Linked DNA regions of Homo sapiens: region 2 is linked to region 1. The links are chromatin contacts, found by Hi-C or POLR2A ChIA-PET in ENCODE. All regions are on one chromosome and are shown on one strand. The core of a region is the stretch at or near the end of the contact, and the rest is flanking DNA. Distances in the headings are between cores, read along the strand shown.

What was found. A loop is a pair of places that touch in the nucleus more often than their neighbours do. ChIA-PET counts read pairs that join two places held with the same protein, here RNA polymerase II (POLR2A). Pooled maps may share reads with other maps.
Region 2: a pooled map shows a loop between it and region 1 (18-fold over the local background). The contact joins the promoter of ZNF845 here to the promoter of ZNF468 in region 1. A Hi-C loop is called at or near these places in 1 of 37 single-sample maps with no recorded cell type and 8 of 50 pooled maps. POLR2A ChIA-PET finds 5 or more read pairs at or near these places in 2 of 52 experiments (T-cell and activated T-cell).

Annotation. Positions count from the first base shown.
Region 1 is chr19:52,853,711-52,860,607 of GRCh38, forward strand. It overlaps ZNF468 (zinc finger protein 468), which reads right to left and starts at 3,909. Exons shown (of 4, transcript NM_001008801.2): 1 at 3,862-3,909; 2 at 548-635. The coding sequence starts at 562. It also overlaps a transcript of ZNF320 not described here. RefSeq lists an enhancer at 3,508-3,587.
Region 2 is chr19:53,332,499-53,339,395 of GRCh38, forward strand. ZNF845 (zinc finger protein 845) reads left to right here and starts at 1,251. Exons shown (of 4, transcript NM_138374.3): 1 at 1,251-1,294. RefSeq lists enhancers at 367-1,231, 1,330-1,379, 1,650-1,739 and a silencer at 1,040-1,259.

The DNA.
Region 1 (6,897 bases), core at 2,659-5,158:
GAATGATTCATGAATTATTCATGTCTATGTATGAACTTTCCATTCTAATTAGTAAGATTTTTGGAGTCAGAAACACAGTAACTCACTCCATTACCTAAAAATGTGGTATAAAATCAGGGAGAAAAGATTTTCCCTTATTGGTCTCCTTTTCTAGAACTTACCACGTACTTCGTGCATATTAATACGTGACTCCCATTGGCAGCTGCTCCAATCCTGGTCCACAGTGAGCTGACAGTGCATCCAGATGTGGCCCCTGAACAATCCCTGCTGCCCAAGAGCACTGACACCACAGGACCCTCACCCCGTGTCCATCCATGTCGGGGTGTGAGCCCTTCCCAGGACCTGCCCAGTGCAGCCTCTTCCCAAGTTCATGACACTGGGTCACGAGAGACGGAACCTAAGCGAGATGAGAGGGACTGAAGGAAGGCATAAGTGAGGGTGAGCAAACATGTCAGGCAGGTCATTCAGACCCAGACATTCCCAACTCCAAGGCCCAGGGTATCTGAAAGGAAGGAGACAGAACAATCCACCGAGGATATCATCTCACCTGAGGAAGAGCCATCCCTGACTCCTTTGCTTTCCTCTTCCTCTTCTGGGTTTCTTTCTCACGTACCAACAGTCTTTAGAAGTCAATCCTGAATGTTAAAAATATGTTGTTTATCACTCAGAATCAACACACCCCCTCCCTTAACACAATGACACAAACATAGGAGACCTCACCCTGGGAAATACGGTCCCCTCTGCTGCCCACTGCACAATGAACAAAAAATTCCTACAGGAAAACTCCCACTCTCCTCCTGGAGAAGCCCACACACACGCTGCAGCAGTGGGGAGCTGGGCTGGGATGAGCTCCCCTTCAGGAAATCTCTACCAAAAATACAAAAACTTAGCCAGGTATGGTGGTACGCATCTGTGTGTCTGTGGTCCCAGCTACTTAGGAAGCTGATGTGGAAGCATCATTTGAGCTCAAAAGTTTGAGACTAGCCTGGCCAACATGGTGAAAGCCTGTCTCTACTAAAAATACAAAAATTGGGCCGGGCACATTGGCTCATGCCTGTAATACTAGCACTCTGAAAGGCCAAGGTGGGTGGATTACTTGAGGTCAGGAGTTCAAGAGCAGCCTGGCCAACATGGTGACACCCTGTCTCTACTAAAAATACAAAAAGTAGCCGAGATTGGTGGGTATCTCTAATCCCAGCTACTCGGGAGGCTGAGGTAGGAGAACTGCTTGAACCTGCGCGACCCGAGATCGCGCCACTGCACTCCTGCCTGGGTGACAGAGTAAGACTCAAAAATAAAATAAAATACAAATACAAAATTAGCAGGGTGTGGTGGCACACACCTGTAATCTTAGCTACTTGGGAGGCTGAGGCACAAGAATTGCTTGAACCCAGGAGATACAGGTTGCAGTGAGCCAAGATCACAAGACTGCACTCACAGCCCGGAGGACAGAGTGAGAGTCTGTTTGAAAAAAAAAAAAAAAGTGCATTTCTGATGGGATTGACACAGAGATAAGAAGACTTGAGTAATGCCATAGACACTGATGGGTAGAGGGAACTTCAGATGGGGGTGGGAGGGCATGGGAGACAGCTCTGAGCCTAGACCTGAAGGAGAAAGGGACAGTGCCATCTTCATTTAGAAACATTGAATAAGAGCAGGGACAACAACCTGAGACAGGAAGGATTTTGATGTTTGAAAAAAGAGAAAAGCAAATGTGACTGGGGCAGAGGGAGTCAGATGAGGGTAAGCTCCCAGGAGGAGGCTGGACACTGGCAGGGACCCTGAACACAGGGCTGTGGAGCCAAAGTGAAGAGTCGGGCTTTTGTCCTGGGGAACACGGGAAGCAGGTGGAGGGTTCCCTGCCAGGCACTGACATGACCTGCTTTAGATGTAGCTGTGATATTCTAATACAGACAAAGGCCTCCAAAGATCCTCTCTGTTTCTGAGTCTACCGCTCTGTTTCTTCCATTCTTCTGCTTTTTTTTTTTTCATTTTTGGGGTACTGCATCCCACTGAAAATTCTAATTACAACTGGGCACTCTCCTCTACCAGAAAAAAAGCCACACCCAGACACCGCCTCTATTTTGCCAATCATTTCAGGGGTCAGGATCACTCAGGTTGAGCTTTTCTGGTCTAGCCCTTCGTCGCAAAGATGCAGGGAGGTTCACTGGGGCTCAGAGCTGGAAACATTTTCACGAAGTTACCCTGAGAAGGTCTGAGATGAGTGAGAAGGTGTGCCTGAATTCTTACATGGGGGCCTGGAAGGGCTAATGGGATGGGTTGGTCTTATCATCCCATTCTTAAAATTAGAGAAGCATTTTTCACATGCCTGGGTTAAAGAAAATTCTTTTGAAAGGTTCTGATGAAATTGACTCCCAACATTGAATTCTTCCTTACAAGAAAATCACACTAACATTTATAAAATGCAGCAGTGTAAACACACAGCTCTTGACCTTGAAAACAGGGAAACAGGGTCAGCTGTAGAACCAAGACATAAGCAAATTATTTCAATCAAGAAATACATGGGTGGACAGCTGAGGTGGTTCACACCTGTAATTCCAGCACTTTGGGAGGTGGAGGTGGGTGGATTACCTGAGGTCAGGAGTTTGAGACCAACCTGGCCAACATGGTGAAACCCTATCTCTACTAGAAATACAAAAATTAGCTGGGCTCCATCCTTGCAACTTATTTAACCTCCTGTTGGTCCTTCTCCCCAATCTTTAGATCGTCCTCAATCTCCATAGATTTCTGCCTCTTCTCCCATCTATGCGCCTCCTCTGCTCTCCCTGTTAAATTCTCTCTTCTCTGTTATAACCCCCTGGACCCAATCTGGCACCCCAGATCCCCAGGTGTCCTCCCCGCTGTGCTTCTCCCTCTGTTCTCCTTGCCACCAGCACCACTCTGCTCTGTCTGACCCGGCTCCACATCCCTCCTCCTCTCCCTCACTCTGATGAGCCTCCACATTTCTGCCCCTCTCCCTACCTTGCTGTCCTTCATCTCTCTGTACATCTAGCTTTTCTCTACATTTCTCCAGTTGCTTTTCTCCTCCTGCTTTCTTATCTTTTATCACTTTTGCTGTCTCTTGGCAAATCCCTCACCCATCCTCTACTTTGCCATCTGTTATGGGTCTTTCTCATTCTTCTTTTCTCTGTCTCAGGTTTTCTACTGCTCTCTCAGTCCCTCTCTCTGTCTCCTGATCCCTTTGGCCCACACGATCACAAGAGGGTTTGGAGTAAGACGCCTGCATCTCGGAGAAGCGCATTTTCCAAGTGCTGGAGCTGGGCGGGCAAGAACACCCCGCGTCACAGGACAAGCCCCAGGCACCTCTCCAACGAGGGCTCAGGGGACGCGGTGACTGCGGAGGGGAGATCTGGGGAGCAGCAGGGCCCAGCAAGAGGAGGAGGGAGGTGGGGAGCGACGACGCCTTCGGACAAGGGTGGGATCCGCAGGATCCCAGGACCACAGAACGCAGCCTTCCCGGGACTGGGGTCGCCGCGCTGTGCTCCAGGAACCCAGGAGAGTAAGGCTGGGAGGCGCACAGGGTGGGAATACACCTCTAGGGTGAGGACTTTAAAAAGAGCCGTGCGGAAGGAGTCAAAAAACGGTTTTGAGCAGGAAAACTACGCGATAGGAAACGTATACATTGCCCTATGGCAGAAAGACCCGGGACGGGACCAGCCTCAGGGCGACTTTAAACCTAAAAAGAAGGGGCTTCCGGACTCCCAGTAGAACATCTCCATTTGCTCTGAGTGAAGGAAGAAAGGCGAGAACTTCCAGGTCTATGGGGACCCCACATCCCATGTACAGAAGTGCCGGGGACCTGGGAAGCTCAGACTTAACACCACACAGAGCAAAACTCACCGCCCGCCGCGGCGTGACCGTCATTCCACGGGATCCACTTCCTGGTCTGCGCGAATCTGCGCGCGCAGGACAGAAACCAGGCCTGGGTGGAGCCAACGAGGAGGCGAGCGGGGCCCGGGTGAGGTGTGGGCGGGGCGCGAAGCGGCGAGACCTTGCCCTTTAGAACCCGCAGAGGGCGGGGCCGGAGCGGGACCTGTGCATCTCTCAGCCTCCTCCCAACCCGTTCTCCGGGTTTTGGCGGCGAGAGCCCCCAGGAAGGCAGACGGATAATTCAAAAGCCCTGGAATAGTCTGGAAGGAGGATGCAAACTAGAATGTAAAATGCAAAGCCCTTTCTGGGCGGAACGTAGGATTTCATGCTGATGGCCCACAGGACAGTATAGAAATCTTCTCCCTTTCTATTCTCCATTCACTCAGGAGGGAGAGTCCACCCAGTGCTCAGCTTCAGAGACATCCCTAGGGCCACAGCCTGGGATGCCAGACGGAGTGCTCAGGCCAGGGAGGAGTGAGGTCACCACCTGCTGCTTAAACACAGCAGGGATGCGGGCGTGGGAGCCTGAGGTCCCAGCTACTCAGGAAGCAGCGGCGGGAGGATCGCTCAGCCTGGGGGTCCAGGACAGCCTGCGCGACAATGTAACATTCCCTCCCGCAGTCTCTCTCTTTTTTAAATTTTTAAAATAAAATTTTTATTAGGCCGGGCACGGTGACTCACGCCTGTAATCCCAGCACTTTGGGAGGCTGAGGCGGGCGGATCACGAGGTCAGGAGATCGCGACCATCCTGGCTTACACGATGAAACCCCGTCTCCACTAAAAATACAAAAATTAGCCGGGCGTGGTGGCGGGCGCCTGTAGTCCCAGCTACTCAGGAGGCTGAGGCAGGAGAATGCGGTGAACATGGGAGGTGGAGCTTGCAGTGGGCCGAGACCGAGCCACTGCACTCCAGCCTGGGCGACAGAGCCAGACTCCCTCTCTAAAAATAAATAAACAAACTAAATTTGCTTGTGTGAGATAGGAATACAACATTACTCTTCTCCATATGGATATCCAGTTAGTTGTCCCAGCACATTTGTAAAAGAGATCTGTTACTTTCTCCTTTTTATTTACATTTTTTCTTTTTCTTCTTCTTCTTCTTTTTTTTTTTTTTTTTGAGACTGAGTATTTCTCTGTCGCCCAGGCTGGAGTACAATGGTGACATCTCGGCTCACTGCAGCCTCTGCCTCCTGGGTTGAAGCGATTCTTCTGCCTCAGCCTCCGGAGTAGCTGGCATTACAGGCACACCCACCATGCCCGGCTAATTTTTGTATTTTGGGTACAGACGGGGTTTCATCATGTTGGACAGGCTGGTCTCGAACTCCTGACTTCAAGTGATCCGCCTGCCTCGGCCTCCCGAAGTTCTGGGATTACAGGCGTGAGCCACTGTGCCTGGCCCAAGAAATACTCTTTACTTCGCTTTTTAAATGTTGAAAAAATACAATTGAAAACTAAAAAATCTTCCCCAAAATGAGAAATCATCTTCATGACAAAACAGGAAGAAATAAAAACCATTTTATTAGTAAATAAGCCTTAGACCAGAATGTGTTGGGAAATACAGGCAAAGAGCTGAGAGGTTGAAAAGAGAGAAACTTCACTGCTCTATACAACCCATTAAGTACATGTTTTCAAGATAAACACTAATCAGTCCTCAGGGAAGAGGACTTGACAAGTCTTTGGTCGCACATAGTTCATCCTGGCTCTACTTGGTAATGGAGGTGACCATCTGTGTCAGCTAACTAGCTTCATGCAGAAGGAGGGGAAATACATTAACCCACGTCTTTTTGACAAGTGTGAGTTTTACGACATGGCGACAGGTGCCCTCTCTAGTGAGGCTCCTACAATCTGACGGAAACTGACGTCAGCAGTAAATAATAAAATTCAGAATACACGATTAATTATAGAGTTTATTGGAACACAAAGTTTGAGGATAGCCATCTGGAAACATCAACTCCAAATGAAGGGGGCCCGTGTTCCCATGTAGAGATGTTAAGGTTTCACACACAGGGAAAGACAGAGAAGCTTTAGCAGAATCAACACATTTTCCATTCAAGACCAGTGCATAGGCTGCGGCAGCTTGACTGGTGATGGATTGATACACTTCAAGGAAGGTTACTTTATCACTCCGTAAGAAGGGACAATGATGCCAAAAGGTCTTATCTCTGGGGCTGGGTAGTCTTCCTACTTACAGGTAAACTGTTTTTTTTTAAATTGATATTAGGAAACTAAATTTTATTGCACTACACGCTACCAGTTACAAAGTAGGGTGTCCTCATAAACAAAGGAAATGCCTCCTCTTTAAGTTTTTCTTTCTTTTTTTTTTTTTTTTGAGACGGTGTATCGCTCTGTCACCCAGGCTGGAATGCAGTGGCGCAATATCCGCTCACTGCAAGCTCCGCCTCCCGGGTTCACGCCATTCTCCTGCCTCAGCCTCCAGAGTAGCTGGGACTACAGGCGCCCGCCACCACGCCCGGCTAATTTTTGGAATTTTTAGTAGAGACGGGGTTTCACCGTGTTAGCCAGGATGGTCTCGATCTCCTGACCTTGTGATGCTCCCGCCTCGGCCTCCCAAAGTGCTGGGATTACAGGCGTGAGCCACTGCACCTGGCCTGTTTTTCTTACATAGGCGCCTAGGTAAAAACTAAGATATGTCTACCTGCCGGTCTGCTGACAGTCTAACAAAACTTATTATTTTGTTGATTTAAAGCTATCCTTAGGCGGTCCCGGTGGCTCACTCCTGCAATACTAGCAATTTGAAAGGCTGTACCAGGGGGATCACCTGAGGTAAGGAGTTCCAGACCAGTCTGGACAACATGGTGAAAGCCAGTCTTTACTGAAAATGCAACAATTAGCCAGGCCTGGGGGCACATGTCTGTAATCCTAGCTCCTCAGGATGCTGAGGAAGTAGAATCGCTTGAACTTGGGAGGCGGGGGTTGCAGTGAGCCAAGATTGTGCCATTGCACTCCAGCCTGGATGACAAGAGTGAAACGGCATCAAAAAAAAAA
Region 2 (6,897 bases), core at 1-2,500, 480 kb after region 1:
CAGTACCCGTATCTCGGTAGGAAATTAAATATTTCAAACATCAAATAATTCCAATGTAAATGTATGGATCTTTAAATAATTCTGAGCCTTGAAAGGAATGTGGTCATGCAAGCTGAGTCCAGTGGTATGCAGGCGCAACTTCTAAGAGTTTTCCTGGCCAGACGCGGTGGCTAACGCCTGTAATCCCAACACTTTGGGAGTCCGAAGCAGGTGGATCACTTGACGTCAGGAGTTCGAATCCAGCCTGGCCAACGTTGTGAAACCCAGTCTCTACTAAAAATACAAAACTATTAGCCAGGCTTGGTGGCGCGCGTCTGTAATCCCAGCTAGTTGGCAGGCTGAGGCAAGAGAACTACTTTAACCCGGGAGGTGAAGGTTGCAGTGAGCCGAGATCTCGCCACTGCACTCCAGCCTGGGTGACAGAGAAATACTCTGTCTCAAAAAAGAAAAGAAAAGAAAAGAAAAATCTAAATATAAAAATGAAAGTAATAGATCTCTTCCACAAATGTGCTGGGACAACTAACTGGATATCCACGTGAAAATGAATAATGTTGGATCCCTAACTCACAAAATCAAAAATTTTATTTAAAGAAATTTTAAAAAAGGAGAGAGAGAGAGACGAGGAAGGGAGCGCTGCCGGAGGAGGTGTTACTTTGTCGCCCAGGCTAACTTGGACCCCCCCCCCGGCTCAGCGATCCTCCTGCCACTGCTTCCTGAGTAGCTGGGACCTCAGGCTTTCGCCCCGCGCCCGCATCTCTGCTGTGTTTAAGCAGTAGGTGGTGACCTCACTCCTCCCTGGCCTGAGCACTCCGTCCCGCATCCCAGGGGGAGGCCCTAGGGAAATCTCTGAAGCTGAGGACAGGGTGGACTCTCCTTTCCCAGTGAATGGAGAATAGAAAGGGAGAGGATTTCTATTCTGTTCTGTGGGCCGTCAGCATGAAATCGTATGTTCCACCCAGGCAGGGCTTTGCATTTCACATTCTAGTTTGCATCCCCGTTTCAGACAATTCCAGGGCTTTTGAATCATGCCTCAGCCTTCCTGTCCGGTCTCGCCTCCAAAGCTCGAAAACAAGAGGCGCTGGGAGCGAGGTTGAGAGACGCACGGGTCCCACCCCGGCCCCGCCTTCTGCCAATTCTAAAGGGGAAGGTCTCTCCGCTTCGCGCCCCGCCCCTACCTCGCTCAGGCCCCGCCTACCTCCCCGCGGGTCCCGCCCAGGCCTGGCTTCTGTCCTGCGCGCGCAGATTCGCGCAAACCCGGAAGCGGATCGCATGGAGTGATGGTCCCACCGCAGCGGTGAGTTTTGCTCTGTGTTGTGTTAAGTCTGCGCTTCCCAAGTCCCCGGCGCTTCTGTACCTGGGACGTGGGGTCCCCATAGACCTGGAAATTCTCACCCGTGTTCCTTCACCTAGAGCAAATTTAGACGTCCTCGTCAGAGTCCAGGGGTCGCTTCCTTTTGGGTTTAAAGTCGCCCTGAGGATGGTCCCTTCCCGAATCTTTCTGCTATAGGGCAATGTATACACTTCCCATCGCGTAGTTTCCCTGCTCAAAACCTTTTTCTGACTCCTCCCGACCCGCACTTTTTAAAGTCCTTACCGCGAGGCGGATTCCCGCCCTTGGCGCCTCCCAGTCTTGTCTTAAGGCGCCGTCGCCCCCCACCTCCCTCCTCGTTCCAGGCCCTTATGCTCCCCAGGTCTCCCCACCGCAGTCACCGCTTACCCTGAGCCCGCGTTGGGGAGGTGCCCGGGGCTGTCCTATGACACCGGGTGTTCTTGCCTGCCCTGCACCAGCCCCTGGAAAATGCGCTCCTCCGGGATGCAGGCGTCTTACTCCAAAGCCCTCCTGTGATTGTGTTGGCCAAAGGGATCAGGAGACTGAGAGAGAGAGCAGTAGAAAACCTGAGACAGAGAAAAGAAGAATGAGAAAGACCATAACAGATGGCAAAGTAGAGGATGAGTGAGGGATTTGCCAAGAGAGAGCAAAAATGAAAAAAACAAAACAAAACAAAAAACAGCAGGAGGAGCAGATCCCAGGGAAAAAGAAAACAAGAGCTAGAGAGAGAAGGGGAGAATGAGAGATATGTACAGAATTAGGGAGGGAAGCACAGTAATGAAGAAAGGGGGGCTGGGCGCAGTGGCTCACGCCTGTAATCCTAGCACTTTAGGAGACTGGGGCAGAGGGATTGCTTGAGTCCAGGAGTTCAAGACCGGCCTGGGCAAAATAGTGAGACCCCCCCCCCCATCTCTGTCAAAAAAAAAAAAAATTTAACTGGGCGTGATGGTGCACACCTGTAATCCCAGCTGCTCTGGAGGCTGAGGCAGGAGGATCACTTGAGCCCAGGAGGTCCAGGCTGCAGTGAGCAGAGATCATGCCACTGCACTCCAGCCTGGTCAACAGAGCAGAGCCTGTCTCAAAAGATTAAAAGGGGTGGGGGACTTTGGGTTCAGATGAGTGGGTGAGTTCATTGGATATGATTAGTTGTGATATGTTGACTTCTGTTTATATAATCTAATAACTTAGAACTTGTTTAAATTATACAGATGATATTGAGAATTTTAAAATTCCTATCTATAAGACACATACATTCTGTAAATCTTGGCATTAGAGGTCAGCTTCCACTTGGAATCCCTATTCAGCCAGAGGGTAGTGACTTAATTCAATTGTGAGAGCCTCTCTTCCCTCTTCCCATGGTGAGGTAGGAAATGGGGCAGTGAAGTGGGAGAAAAAAATCACTTTCTGTTATTATGTAATAATTTTAATTTAATTAATTAATTTATAGTTTGAGACAGGGTCTGGCTCTGTCGCCCAGGCTGGGGTGCAGTGGTGTGATCTCCTCTAACTGCAGCCTCGACCTCCTAGGCTCAAGCGATCCTCTTACCTCAGCCTCCTGAGTAGCTGGGACCACAGGCGTGAGCCACCAAGTCCGGCTAGGTTTTGTATTTTTTTTTTGTAGAAATGGGGTTTCACTGTTTCCCAGGCTGGTCTCAATTCTGGCCTCAAAGGATCGTCCTGCCTTGGCCTCCCAAATTACTGGGATTACAGGTGGAATTACAGAGAGGAGCCACCGTGCCTGGCCTACATAGTCGTTTTTTGTTTTTTGTTTTTGTTTTTGTTTTTGTTTTTTTGAGATGGAATCTCACTCTTGTCCAGGATGGAGTGCAATGGCACAATCTCGGCTCGCTGCAATTTCCGCTTCCCAGGTTCAGACTGATTCTACTGCCTCAGCCTCCCAAGTAGCTGGGATTACAGGCATGAGCCACTGCATCCAGCTAATTTTGTGTTTTTAGTAGAGACGGGGTTTCTCCATGTTGGTCAGGCTGGTCTCAAACTCCCAACCTCAGATGATCCACCCGCCTTGGCCCCCCAAATGCTGGGATTACAGGCATGAGCCACCACGCCTGGCCCATAGTACTTTTTAAAAGGGACATCAGGGCGTAGTGGCTCATGCCTGTAATCCCAGCACTTTGGGAGGCGGAGGCAGGTGGATCACAAGGATCACAAGGTCAGGAATTCAAGACCAGCGTGACCAACATGGTGAAATCCCATTGCTCCTAAAAATTCAAAAATTAGTTGGGCATGGTGGCATGCACCTCTAATTCCAGCTACTTAGGAGGCTGAGGCAGGAGAATCACTTGAACCCAGGAGGCGGAGGTTGCAGTGAGCCAAGATTGCGCCACTGCATTCCATCCTGGGCGAGAGCGAGACTCCATCTCAAAAAAAAAAAAAAAAGGAACATCAAAGCTGGGCGTGGTGGCTCATGCCTGTAATCCCAGCACTTTGGGAGCCAATCACCTAAGGTCAGTAGTTTGAGATCATTCTGGCCAACATGGTGAAACCCTGTGTCTAGTAAAAATACTAAAAAAGTAAGCTGGGCATGGTGGCATGCATCTGTAGTTCCAGCTGCTCGGGAGCCTGAGGCATGAGAATCACATGAACTTGGGAGGTAGAGGTTGCAGTGAACCGAAATGGTACCACTGCACTGCAGCCTGGGGGGCAGAGCGAGGCTTCATCTCAAAAAAACAAACACCACCACCAAAAAATGAAAGCAAAAGGCACATCAAAAGTGCTTTTGTTCTCGTTGTGTAACATATTTTCTTTTTTTTCTTTCTGGTTCCTCTTCCTTCCTTTCTTTCTTTCTTTTTTTTTTTTTTTTTTTTGCAGTTTTACTTTGAGATAAATCTTAGTTTTAAATATTTCTTTTTTAATACATAATCACTTCTGAAAGATGCATTTGCAGCATCCTATAACCAGCTCACATTGTTCAGTTATTTTCCCATTGACATCTGAATTTGTTCGATTTTTTAAAAAACAATTTCCAAATAGTTTCTGTTTGAAATTAGTTGCGTCCAGTTCAGATCGAGGTCTGCATGCTTTCTAGTCTTTATTATTTATTGGAAACCTTTAACATCAAAATGTAGTTTAACGAGTTAGCCTGTTTTTCAGTTTTGTTGTCATTTGTTAAAATCTTGAGCTGTGAGCTATTAAGTGCATGTTTCCCTCAAGGCACCTCTGGTCCATGTGGACAAATGTTGAAAGCCCAACTCCTCACTGTGGCTCCATAGCCCTGTGTCCAGGGCCCCTGCCAGTGTCCAGCCTCCTCCTGGGAGCTTGCCCTCATCGCATGACTGTCTCTGCCCCAGTCATATTTGCTTTTCTCTTTTCCCAAACACTAAAACCCTTCCTGTCTCAGGTTGCTGTCCCTGCTCTTACCCTGTGTTCCTAAATGATCACGGCCCTGTGCCTTTCTTCTCCTTCAGGTCTAGGCTCAGAGATGTCTCCCATGCCCTCCCACCCCCATCTGAAGTTCCCTCTGCCCGTCAGTCTCTATCACGTTACTCAGATTTTATTATCTCTGCATCAGTCACATCAGAAACACTCTTTTTATTTTATTTTCTTTTTTTTAGACAGAGTCTCACTCTACCGTCCAGGCTGTGAGTGTAGTCTGGTGACCTTCTCTCCCTGCAACCTCTGTCTTCTAGGTTCAAGCAATTCTTCTGCCTCACCCTTGCAAGCAGCTGAAATTAAATGTGTGTGCCACCACAGCCAGCTAATTTTTGTATTTTAATTTTAATTTAATTTAATTTAATTTTACTTTTGAGTTTCAATCTGTCTCCCAGGCTGGAGTGCAGTGGCGTAATCATGGTTCACTGCAACCTCCTCCTCCCGGGTTAAAGTGATTCTCCTGCCTCAGCCTCCTGAGTAGCTGGGATTACAGAGTCGCACCAAGCCCAGCTACTTTTTGTATTTTTAGTAGAGATGGAGTTTCACCATCTTGGTCAGGCTGGTCTCGAACTCCAGACCTTAAGTAATCCACCTGCCTTGGCCTCCCAGAGTGCTAGGGTACAGGTATGAGCCACCGCGCCCGCCCCAATTTTTGTATTTTTAGTAGAGACAGGGTTTCACCTTGTTGGCCAGGCTTATCTCAAACTCATGACCTCAGGTGATCCGTCTGCCTAGGCCTACCCGTGTGCTGGGATTACAGGCAAGAGCCACAGTGCCCGCCCAGAGATGCCTTTCTGCATGGATTATTTTGAGTGTTTTGTGTCTCCCTTCTTTGGAGGATGCACAGTTCCCATCTTGGCCACAGGACAACTGCAGCACCTACTCTGGGGTTGTGGTTCAGATGCTGAGGCGTCTTCAGGGAAGACTCAGGGCCTGGGGCAAGTGCAAGGATGGTCCCACATTTCTTCTGGAAATTTCAATTCTAATTGATCTGAACTTCCTGTGGCTATTTATTTCAGTCAAAATAAAAGGAGAAGGCCTCACTAAGGTCAGAAAGCCCTACAGACCAGACCCTGTGTCCTCAGGCAGTGCCGAGGCATCTCCATTTTTGTCATCTGTGTCACTGCCTCACTCCAGCTCCCGGGTCTCCGTGCTCTGTACATCACCAGGACCCAGTTTGGCCATTATGGGCAGGGGCTTTGCCACCAGTAGGTGATGCGCTCAGCGTCAAGGGTCCTGGATTCCCTTCAGGAAGGGTGGGGAGAAGGTCAGGGACCTGAGGGGCATGAAGGACACACTCCTACACAACTAGTTCTGTTCCGGAGCAGCTGGAGGCTCCGTGACTTTAGGAAAGATTCTTCCAAGAATCAAGAGTGCAAACAGCACCGTGAACTGCAGCCCGAGGGCCACCTCCTCCTGCCAGGCCAGTGGTGATGACGCTCTACTGGCTTTTCCTTGCCTGTCACAACACGTGAGCACACACACACACACACACACACACACGCACACACACACTCCCACACACACAGTCACAAGGCAGCTGGGGAGTCGAAGGTCAAGATGCTATAATGTAAATGTGTGGCCGTGTGTGGTGGCTCACGCCTGTAGTCCTACAGCTTTGGGAGGCTAAGGCAGGCAGATGATGAAGTCAGGAGTTCGAGACCAGCCTGGCCAACATAGTGAAATCCCATCTCTACTAAAAAAAAAAAAGAAAGAAAGAAAGAAAAAAAAATGAGCCAGGCATGGTGGTGCACATCTGTAATCCCAGCTACTCGGGAAACTGAAGCAGGAGAATGGCTCGAACCTGGGAGGCAGAGGTTGCAGTGAGCCGAGATCGCGCCATTGCACTACAGCATGGTGACAGAGCAAGACTCCATCTCTAAATAAATAAATAAATGTGCTATAATGTAAATGTGGAGCACAAATATTTTTTCCACAAAGAGGGGCCACTGGTTCCTGGGAAGGGAGTTTGAGGGTTATAGCCCTGGTCATGGCCAGAAGACTTAGGAACTGGAGGAAGGAAAAGCTGTATTTATCCTCACAGGATGCTCCTGTGAACAGATGGGCTGATCTAATGGAGTGACATTTAGAAAAAGGGGTTTTTCTCTCCACCCAGCACACACCGTCACCCACCCTATGCACAGTCCTCCCTTTCCCGTTGTCTTCTCTAGAATGAC